Linked DNA regions of Homo sapiens: region 2 is linked to region 1. The links are chromatin loops, found by intact Hi-C in ENCODE. Cell type or tissue: uterus. All regions are shown on one strand. Each heading gives the region's core, and the rest is flanking DNA. Links, peaks and the distances in the headings are about the cores only. Region 1 has its middle 83 kb from the start of EVL. Region 2 has its middle 15 kb from the start of DEGS2.

Evidence for each region. Peaks named below come from ENCODE experiments on the same cell type or tissue, not always from the same donor. Only the 100,000 strongest peaks of a DNase experiment are listed, where the experiment ranks them.
Region 2: a loop joins it to region 1, with 3 times the contacts of the local background. A loop is called at or near these places in 3 of 110 quality-filtered maps.

What each region holds. Positions count from the first base shown.
Region 1 is chr14:99,979,836-99,985,215 of GRCh38, forward strand. It overlaps a transcript of EVL not described here. Among named protein-coding and RNA genes, the nearest start is that of EVL, 83 kb to the right of the region's middle. In uterus, for the core only: a CTCF peak has its summit at 2,801 (motif pointing right); a DNase peak (open chromatin) is centred at 2,816; H3K27ac peaks cover 372 bases.
Region 2 is chr14:100,171,760-100,177,139 of GRCh38, forward strand. No RefSeq gene overlaps it. Among named protein-coding and RNA genes, the nearest start is that of DEGS2, 15 kb to the left of the region's middle. In uterus, for the core only: no CTCF peak of the experiment used is centred there; no DNase peak of the experiment used is centred there.

The DNA.
Region 1 (5,380 bases), core at 142-5,141:
TCCAGCCTGGGCGAACAGAGCGAGACTCCGTCTCAAAAATAAATAAATAAAAATAAATAAATAAATAAAGGATGGTTGTGTCTATACTGAACACGTACTGATATTTTTTCTTGTCATTATCCCCTAAACAATAAAGTATAACAACTATTTATATAGCATTTGCATTGTATTAGGTGTTATAAGTAATCTAGAGATGATTTAAGGTATATGGGAAGATATACCTGGGCTATATGCAAATATGACTCCATTTTACCTAAGGGATTTGAACATCTGCAAACTTTGGTATCTGAGATGGGTCCTGGAACCAGTCTCCTGTGGATACTGAGTATGACTGTATAACAGTTTTAAAAATTCATTCTTCAAATGGTCTGAAATATGAGATGGAGACTTAAATTATATTTTTCTCAAAATTGCTGGTCAGATACTTGATCATATCAGTAGTTTATGTGGTAGAGATAACAGCAACATTTTCTGGGTTGGACGGCCGTGCAGGCATCTGGATCCCAACATCCCGGGGTGCATGGTTGTGGCTGGTAATGCCTACATGAGTGAGAATCACCTCTAATTCTCAGAAAGTTACCTGCCTCCCCCGGGGCCAGCCTTGTACATGTGAGGCATGGCCAGTCCAGCCTGTCAACAGGTCTGGTTACGAGCCAAGAACCGCTTCATCTGGGCCAAGGGCACTTTATTGATATTGGAGTTCTACAGAATGCAGTGTGATTACAGAATACAGTATAAAATACACAGGTACAAACAGTCTCCATTTCTCACCCTTAGCCTATACTAGCTATCACAGTTGGGTCCAAATATATTTCTGAACCCAGTGCTGCAAATTGCAGGTACGGGGCATTTCCTAAGGTGGCTTTTGTAAGGGCTATAGGGATTCCGTGTGTATCTTTCCAGGCTCTCTTGTTCTGTCTGCCTGTTTTTAGGCCTATGCCATTACCATATTTACCTTGTGGGCAGTGATTTTAATTTGAGCGGCATCATTGATTAATGTTATTTTGAATTTTGCTGGTTTGGTGATTTTGTTTGTATTTAATTTATAAGTTTGTTTTTTGCTTATCTAGTTATATAAACATAAGACATTTAAACTTAGTTTTATAGTTGTGTATATAAGCTGGGTGTGGTGTCACATGCCTGTAATCCCAGCTACTCGGGAGGCTGAGCAGAAGGATGGCTTGAGGCCAAAAGTTTGAGACCGGCGGCGGTGGGCAACATATTGAGATCCTATCTCAAAAAAAAAAAAAAGTGTAGGCATCTGCTTTTTAGGCTTTTGGCTAGCACTTCTGTTGATTAAGAAAAATAATAGGCCAGGCATGGTGACTCACACCTGTAATCCCAGCACTTTGGGAGTTTGAGGCAGTGGATTGATCACCTGAGGTCAGGAGTTGGAGACCAGCTTGGCTAACATGGTGAAACCCCATCTCTACTAAAAATACAAAAATTAGCCAGGCGTGGTGGCGGGCGCCTGTAATCCCATCTACTTGGGAGGCTGAGGCAGAAGAATTGCTTGAACCCGGGATGGGGAGGTTGCAGGAGCCGAGATCATGTCATTGCACTCCGGCCTGGGCAACAGAGTGAAACTGTCTCAAAAATAAAATTAAAAAAAAGAAAAGTAACAATTATATATATAAGCTGAATGAATATAAATTAAATCATATTGTTTCACATACAGATTTTTCCCCTTTAAAGAGAATATGTGTACTGCCCATGTTTGAGGAACCTTGCAGTAGACTTACCCTGGAGATACAGTGGGTGCACAATAAAGCAGTAAAGCAAATATTGTAAGAAAGCAAGTCACATGAATTTTTTTGTTTCCAAGTGCATATAGAAGTTATGTTTACACTATACCATAGTCTGTTAAGTATGCAGTAGCACTATGTCTAGAAAATGTACATACCTTCATTAGAAAATACCTTATTGCTTAAAAATGCTAGCAAAGTGAGCATAGGGTATTGGAAAAAATGATGTCAATAGATTTGCTCAGGGCAGTTGCTACAAACCTTCAATTGGTAAAAAACGCAATACCTGTGAAGCTCAATAAAGTGAAGCCCAATGAAACGAGGTCTGTCTGGATAAGCTTGATGAAGGGACTCTTGAGTTGCCACATGAATGTATCGCAAGTGCTGCAGTAAGAGTGGTGGTAACTCAGGGGAAAGCACTTCCAGCTGATGTCGGGGTGAGGGTGAGAAGAGTGGCCGGTCCCTTCATGAAACAGTTAAGGAGAGTATGAAAACAGAATGGTATGATATAAAGAAGACAATACAGATAAGCATTGATCCTGCTCTTTACAGATAACCACATCAAACCTGTGGTGTAGTTCCTTTATCATTCCCAGGTACAAGTGAAACATTTTTACAAAATTGAAAGTGTACTGTATATTTGTATTGGGCATTGTACATTTGATATATGTGCACTTCCCCCTTACTAAATATTCTTTGAAAACAGCTAAATATTCTTTGAAAACAGTTAAAATAGCTGAATAATAGTCTGTCAGATGGTATACTATAATTTATTCGTAATATATATTTTAATGGTATTTTTGGGACCAAAGGGTATAAACATTTTAAAGGCTATCAATATATACTACCAGAATGTTAATTTTAAAGAAGAAGAAGATAAAGTTAGTGAATAGAAGTTTAATCCTAGAGGTTTAACTTGGAGGTTCTCCCAAAAACAAGCACCAAAGGAAGGACTTTGGAAAGGAATCAGGAGAGAGAAGTAAATGGGGTTAAGAGGGAGAGCGGGGGGAAAAAATACTGTACTTTGAAATGGTGTAGTTCTGTCTGCTCACCAGGGGAGGGAGCCCTGTTCCCAGTTCCTCTGTGAGCGATTCATACGAAGATGCATTGTCTTTGTCTTTAGGGCTGTGTGAAAGACATCTACTCTTCAGTTTGCAGTTAATGTAGGTATGTAAAGGGACTTCTTAAAAAGAATTTGAGTTAGATTTAAAATGTTTTAGTTTAATTTAACCCCTGTATACTGAGCAGCCTGGGTTTTAGAGTCAGACCTGGATTCTGCCCCAGAGGTACTACTTATCAGCTGACTTTTAGCAATTTACGTAACCTTTATGAGCCTCCGTTTTTCTCAAGTATAAATGAGGACAGTTCACTTTCTTCAGAGGGTTTTGTGAGGATCAAATGAGAATACATGAGAAGTTCTCAGCTTATGATATTCAGTAAAGGTTAGTTATCTGCCCTACTCCACCCCACCCCAGCCTCACCACCCTGTATTTATTTTCTAGGGTTTATCTTCCATGAGGATATGGGACAGTTCTGGTTTCAAATATTCTGCCCTTTTGTCAGATGACTATATGACTTCATATGTGATAAATTTTGGTTTAGAAACTGCAGTTGCTATTGATGCATCACCTTCTAAGAAAGATCCAGTGACATTCTCTATGAAAGATGAAATAGACAAAAGAAAGATAAAACAGGAGACATAATATTTGGACGTAGAGGCGATAATTGTACCAGAAAACTTAGGTTAAGAAAGAGTTACTTCAGTCGAGCACACTTAGCTGTGAAATTCATGGAAGTCATGACAGAAAGGGAAACATGAGCCAGTGTGTGCCTCTCCTTGGGTAATAAAGGAGAGACATGCCATTTTATAGCTCTAAAGGTGTGTTTCCTATGGAACTTAAAGAGACAGTGGACCTTACAAGAGCTTGGTTTTGGCAGCCGCCTACACCCTTCTCCAGTCCTTTTCCCATGTATTTGTCCTGGGCCTCTTCTTTAAAAGGTTCCAGCACTCTCAACCATTCTCTGGGTCCTGCCTGCTGCTCTGCTGCTTTTGTGGAGCTGTGTTTATTGCACTTATCTTCTCTTCTCCCTTCTCTCTCAAAGAATTCTTAAATAAGAAAAGATCTGTTGCTAAATCATGCAAGTTGATCTCAGTCTAGCTGCTTCCTTTTCCTCTTTACCTTGCTAACTTCTTAGCCTTCAAATCTTATTTGAAACATCACTTCCTCAGGGAGGCAGCCTTTGACCCTTAGCCTAGCTGAGGGCCCTTTCCTGTTAATTACCTTTGTGATATCCCATATTTCCTCTTCTGTAACTGTTTATATGTATGTAATTACTTAAAATTTCCCTGATCTACTGAAGGCTTTATAAAGGCAGAGATTATGCTTGTTTTGATCTCTGCTAGAACCCCAGAACCCCAAGCACTGGTACTTGGCACTTGGTAGATGTTTAATAAAACATTGACACTGCCACCTGTACCTAAGATGGATAGTTGATCGTGGCATTCATCCCAGTTTGGCATGGATCCTTCTAAGGACAGCATTTCAGGTGGCCACCCCCAAATCGTAGAAGCTAGCATCCAAGCAAAAGCTATTTTATTATGTGCTTAATGACTTAATGCATTACTGAGGTGTCAGTGATTTAGTCTGTTGTGTCCTTACTGCTGCCATAAGACATGATTTGTTTGGTGATGTGTGGATGGGTATTTTTTTCTGTGATTTCTTTGTAAGGACGTTATCCACTGTAACCCTTAGTATCCCAGATGTTTCTCAAACTTGAATATGTGTAGGAATCACTGGAGGGATGTGTATGTATGTATGTGTCTTTCCAAAATGGAGACCCCAGCCCCATCCCCAAGGATGAATGAATGCTTTTCTTTCTTTTTTAAATTAATAGACTTTGTATTTTAGAACAGTTTTAGATTTATAGAAAAATTGAGAAGGTTGTACAGAGAGTTCCTATACACCTCCTGCACACATATAGTTTCTCCTGTTAATTAACATCTTATATTAGTATGATACATTATTACTGATATGTTATTATTATCATTTGAGACAGAGTTTTGCTCTGGTCACCCAGGCTGGAGTGCAGTGGTGCGATCTCGGCTCACTGCAACCTCCACCTCCCAGTTTCAAGCGATTCTCCTGTCTCAGCCTCCCGAGTAGCTGGAATCACAGGTGTGCGTCACCACACCCGGCTAATTTTTTTGTATTTTTAGTAGAGACTGAGTTGCACCATGTTGGCCAGGCTGGTCTCGAACTCCTGACCTCAGGTGATCCACCCACCTGGACCTCTGAAATTGCTGGTATTACAGGCATAAGCCACTGTGCCCAGCTGACATTATTATTAATTAAAGTCCAGCATTTATTAAAGTTTCTGTTGTTTTTACCCGGTATCCTTTTTCTGTTCCAGGATCCCATTCAGGACATTTAGTTTAGTTTGTATATAACAACGTTAAGTTGTTATATCTCTTTAGGCTCCTCTTGGTGCTGATGGTTTCTCAGACTTAACTCATTTAATTTTAATCACATTTGCTTACATTTTTGCTTGACAGATATATATATATTGAGTACCTACTATATGCAAGATAGTGGGGCTAGGGATAGAGAGCTATGGAGACCTACATAAGCCTCAAG
Region 2 (5,380 bases), core at 232-5,231, 190 kb after region 1:
CCCTCTGGCGTATTCCTCCTGCAGGAGGAAATCCTCCCAACTCCCTTGTAGGTGCTGAAGGAACTCACCTTCTCTCAGACCTCGTGGCTACCTGGAGAGCCCCTGGGATTAGCTGAGTGAACACAGATGGTAGGAACCACACTGCCAACCATTGTAAGAATGAGGAAGCTCAGTGGATGATGGCTGCTTTCCATCTCTCAGTCAGAATGTCCCCAGTGAAGGACAGGACTCAAGGGTCAACACAATTGGCCAAACTCCAGGCAGTCACCTTAGTACTGGCTGCCTGACTGACACAGGGCCGCATCTTCATATTTGTTACAAACTATGGTGCCACTGGCTGAGTTGTCCCTTTGAGGGTCAAGGACTCTGGGACTCTTGCCTCACAGAGACCCAAACTTAAATCAAAACCAGAGGGCTGGGCATGGTGGCTCACACCTGTAATCCCAGCATTTTGGGAGGCCGAGGCGGGTGGATCACCTAAGGTCAGGAGTTCGAGAAGAGCCTGGCCAACATGGTGAAACCCCAGCTCTACTAAAAATACCAAAAAAATGGCTGGGCACGGTGGCTTATGCCTGTAATCCCAGCACTTTGGGAGGCCGAGGCAGGTGGATCACCTGAGCTCAGGAGTTCAAGACCAGCCTTGGCAACATGGTGAAACCCCATCTCTGCTAAAATACAAAAATTTAGCCAGGTGTGGCAGCATGCACCTGTAGTCCCAGCTACTCAGGAGGCTGAGGCAGGAGAATTGCTTGAACCCGGGAGGCAGAGGTTGCAGTGAGCTGAGATCATGCCACTGCACTCCAGCCTGGGCGACAGAGCGAGACTCCACCTGCAAAAAAAAAAAAAAAATTAGCCAGTCATGGTGGCAGGCACCTGTAATTCCAGCTATTTGGGAGGCTGACGCAGGAAACTGCTTGTACCCAGGAGGCGGAGGTTGCAGTAAGTGGAAATCGCACCATTGCACTCCAGCCTGGGTGACAGAGCAAGACTCTGTCTCAAAAAAAAAAACCCAAACAAACAAATAAACAAAAACCTTTCCTATTACCCTTTCCTGTGTTTAAAGGGGGATTTGTCTAATCTCTAAGATATATTGTTGAAACAAAATATCTTATGCTTTTAACACACTTTACAACTCCACCAAGATACTGTTAGAGACCTTGGAAATTTCAGATCTCTCTTCTTGGGTTATGCCATGTAAATGGGAAACTTGGTTACAAGCCAGACCATGAGGACACCTCATACGTCTCCTTGTGCCACCCCTTCCCACTCTCACATTGAAATGTTCCATGCTGTTTACGCTAATCTATGCCTTACTCTCTATCAGTCTCTGCTATCATCACCCCAAGGTTTCCTTAATACGATGTCAGCGCATCACAGGGCCAGTTGTATTCGCCATGCCTTTTTCTTTTCTGTAATTGTGATGCTGTGACATCTTGGGGCTTTGCTGACCCTGGAGGGACTGCCCCTCCTAGGGCTAGCCAATTCCTAGAGATTGCAAATGACCAGCTTAGGAGCAAGCCTTTCGGATGCAAGCTAGCCAATCCTAGCCCATACCCCACTATCCCCTCCATTGGCCTGTCACAGTCACGTCCAGTATTCCCCTGCCCTAATCACCGGAGGGTCAGTACCAGGCAGTCTAGACAGCTCTACACCCCCAGCCTCCTGAAATGATTCAAACCTACCAATCCCAAGCCTGCTCACCCTGCCTCACCCATTCCTTCCCGTGGAAACCTCAAGAAGGGCTTTCCCACATTTCCCCTCACTCCCCTGCCCTCCAGCCTGGCCTGGTGCGCCCCAGGTGGCCGTGTGTGGCAAGGTGTGCCCTCTCCTCTTGGGAACTGTAAGTAACAAATTCTTTCCAATGGCAGTCGAGTCCTGCTCTGTCGGTCGCACTATGCCAGAATCATAATAAAACCCATTTTAAAACATGATGGATCTCATAGCTACTATACTTGTTACACAGGTATAATCTTAAGATGTGTGCAGTTTAATTGAAAAGTGAGCATAGGCTGGGCACAGTGGCTCACACCTGTAATCCCAGCACTTTGGGAGGCCCAGGCAGTTGGATCACTTGAGGTCAGGAGTTCAAGACCAGCCTGGCCAACATGGTGAAAATGTAAAAACTAGCTGGGCGAGGTGGCAGGAGCCTGTAATCCCAGCTACTCAGGAGGCTGAAGCAGGAGAATCATTTGAACCCAGGAGGCGGAGGTTGCAGTGAGCTGAGATTGCACCACTGCACTCCAGCCTGGCGAGAGAGCAAGACTCTGTGTCCAAAAAAAAAAAAAAGAAGAAAGAAAGAGAACTGAGCACAACTTGAAACAATAACAGCAAAACCCAAAGTTACCATCTAGAAACATTGTAGAGAAATTTTTGAGTAAGGAGATGAAAACAAAAATCCCAAAGCCATAGAGCACGGTGGCTCATGCCTGCAATCCCAGCGCTTTGGGAGGCTGAGGTGGGAGGATCACTTGAGCTCAGGAGTTTGAGACCAACCTGGACAACATGGAGAAACCCTGTCTCTACAAAAAATAAAATAAAATAAAATAGTTGGCCTGGTGGCTCATGCCTATAGTCCCAGCTACTTGGGAGGCCAAGGTGGGAGGATCACCTGAGCCTGGGAGGCCAAGGCTTCAGTGAGTCGTGATCGTGCCACTGCACTCCAGCCTGGGCAACAGAGTGAGATCCTGTCTCAAAAAAAGAAAACGAGGGAGGGAAGGAAGGAAGGGAGGGAGGGAGGGAGGGAGGGAGGGAAAGGAAATCCCTAGAGCTTCCAAGAAGAAACAGAAATAAACTGCCTGCAGATGAATAAGTGAGACTGTCCACAGACTTCTCAGTGAAGCTGTGCACAGAAAGGCCATGCCGCAGCCTCGTGCATGTCCACCCCACTGCGGCCTCTCCTGTCTCCCACTATAGCCCACTATAGCCTGCCCCCGTAAGGCATGGCCCAGACCAGCCCTCCGTGCCTGCACGGCTGCATCTGGCTAGTCCACCTGAATGCACTCCTCCAACCCTGACTCCACGCTGGTCTCCACTCCCTCCCTGTATCCCCAGGCCTCTCATCCTGCATGCCTGCCCCAACTCTTTCCAAACCCTCATGTCAAGACCAAGTGCCACCTGCTCTGAGAGGCCTCCCTGATTTGTCAGCCTGAACTGATGACTTGTCCTTCTTTCCCCCTCTCCCCAACTCTGCTCACTACCTCGGTGGTCTTGTCTAATTCTCTGTCTTTCCTTTTTGGCCCAAGGGGCAGCACAGCCCCTGGACACAGACCCAGCTGAGATGGCATCTCAGCCTCTTACCCGCCAGCTGAGCTTGGGCAAATCACTTCGCCTCTGTGCCTCAGTCTCTTCCCCTGTAAAGTGGAGATAGCTACCCTACTTCCTGGAGTTCTCAGGAGCAGGAGCCTGTGTGTCAAACACCCACAGCCTTGCCTGGCACACAGTGGGCCCTCAGGCCACAGCAGTTGTCATCTGGGAGAACCAGGTGTCGGGGGCCATGGGCTGCTGGGTGATTTCCACAGGGTTGCTGGGAGCCTCCCTCTTGGGGCCCTCAGCCTTATGCCATCCCCTGAGCACTCTTGTCGCTATTTCATTTATGACACCTCGTTGATTAGGTCACTTTCAAACATGTGTCTTAAGGATAAAATAAAAACTGGTGGGTGGGGCTGAGGGGGTGCGGAATCCCAATTGCAGACCACACACAAACACACCCAAGCAGGTGCAGGCATTCGGAGCAGGGGACGTGGTGCCAGCCCCACAGGCAAGAGCCAACACCAAGGCAGAACCGGGCTCTACTCTGAATTGTGCCACCTTCATCCCTGGGCCGACAAATACAGTGCTTCCCGTGCCGTCAGCTGGGAGCCCAGGCCACCACATTTCAGCGCTTTACAGTGGAGGGCAAAGGGACTCCTCAGGAGTGGAGGTGCGCTCTGGCCCTGGCACATCTGGCTCGGGCGCTCCATGGGATATCCACGTCCCAAACCACAGCTCTGAAATACTCTTGGTTTCCCCAGCCAGGTCCCCAGCCCAGGCCCAAGAAAGACTGAGCATGGCAGCCAGGCACAGAGGCAGCCGGGCTTCTGGCCCCACCAGCATACAGAGACGCATTCTGAAGCTCGGATAGTGCGTGAGGTGTGAGGCTGCCTCTGCTGCCGGTGCCACCCAGTGGGAACCCCCTCCATGCCGGTGCAGCCCATGGACACAGGATGCTGGGGATGAAATGCTGACAGACAGGCAGGAGCCCACTCAGCTCCCCCCACTGACCTAAGGATCCTCCAAGGGGCTATTTCCGGTTGAATGTGATTGCATTTTCAGTGGATAATCAATGTTTGTTGTGGACACAAATCTGGAGAGCCCCAAAGACCTCAAACATGTCCCTCAAGAATGTCAAGGACGCAAAAGATAAATGCTTGAACTGGCTGGGCGCGATGGCTCACGTCTGTAATCCCAGCACTCTGGGAGGCTGAGGCAGGTGGATCACTCTGAGGTCAGAAACTCGAGACCAGTCTGGCCAACACGGTGAAAACGTTTCTCTACTAAAAATACAAAAATGAGCTGGGCGTGGTGGCGCACGCCTGTGATCCCAGCTGCTCAGGAGGCTGAGGCAGGAGAATCACCTGAACCCAGGAGATGGAGGCTTCAGTGAGCAGAGATCGCACCATTGCACTCCAGCCCGGGCAACAAAAAAAGACTCCATCTCAAAAAAAAAAAAAAAAAAAAAAAAAACTTGACCTGTTGGGTACCCTGATGTGGTTATTATGCATTGCATGCCTGTATCAAGATATCTCATGTAATCTCATGTACACCGTAAATATATACACCTAGTATGTACCCACAAAAATTAAATTTTTAAAAAATGGCAAGGAGGGCCAGGTAGGGTGGCTCAGGCCTGTAATCCTAGCAATTTGGGAGGCTATCGCTTGAGCTCAGGGGTTCAAGGCCAGCCTAGCAGCCTGAGCAACACAGCAAGACCCAGTCTCTGCAAAACACAAAACAAGAAGAAGAAAGTCAAGTCTGTCCCCAGTTCAGCGGCTCACGTCTGACTTCTCTCCTTGGCCTCATGCCCAGGGCACCTTCCTGAATCCCAGAGGTGAGCAAAACTCCACCTCCACAACCCCAGGGCACCCCATTGCCACCACCCCTCAGCCTTGGAAATGGAGTCACCAGGCATGAAGTTTAGATGTGCACAACCTGGCACCGAGTCCCTACGGTGGGACCATGCCCGCAGCGGCAGTGTGGAAGATGGGACAGACACAGCGAAATGCCTCCAGGGCGTGGTGGGAGGGGCCGGAACAGGGAGATGGCGCGTGAGTAGCATCTGTTCTTACAGCAAAACCTGTAAAAGTAAAATATACGTAGGTTTGTCACTAAAGACGTGTCTGCA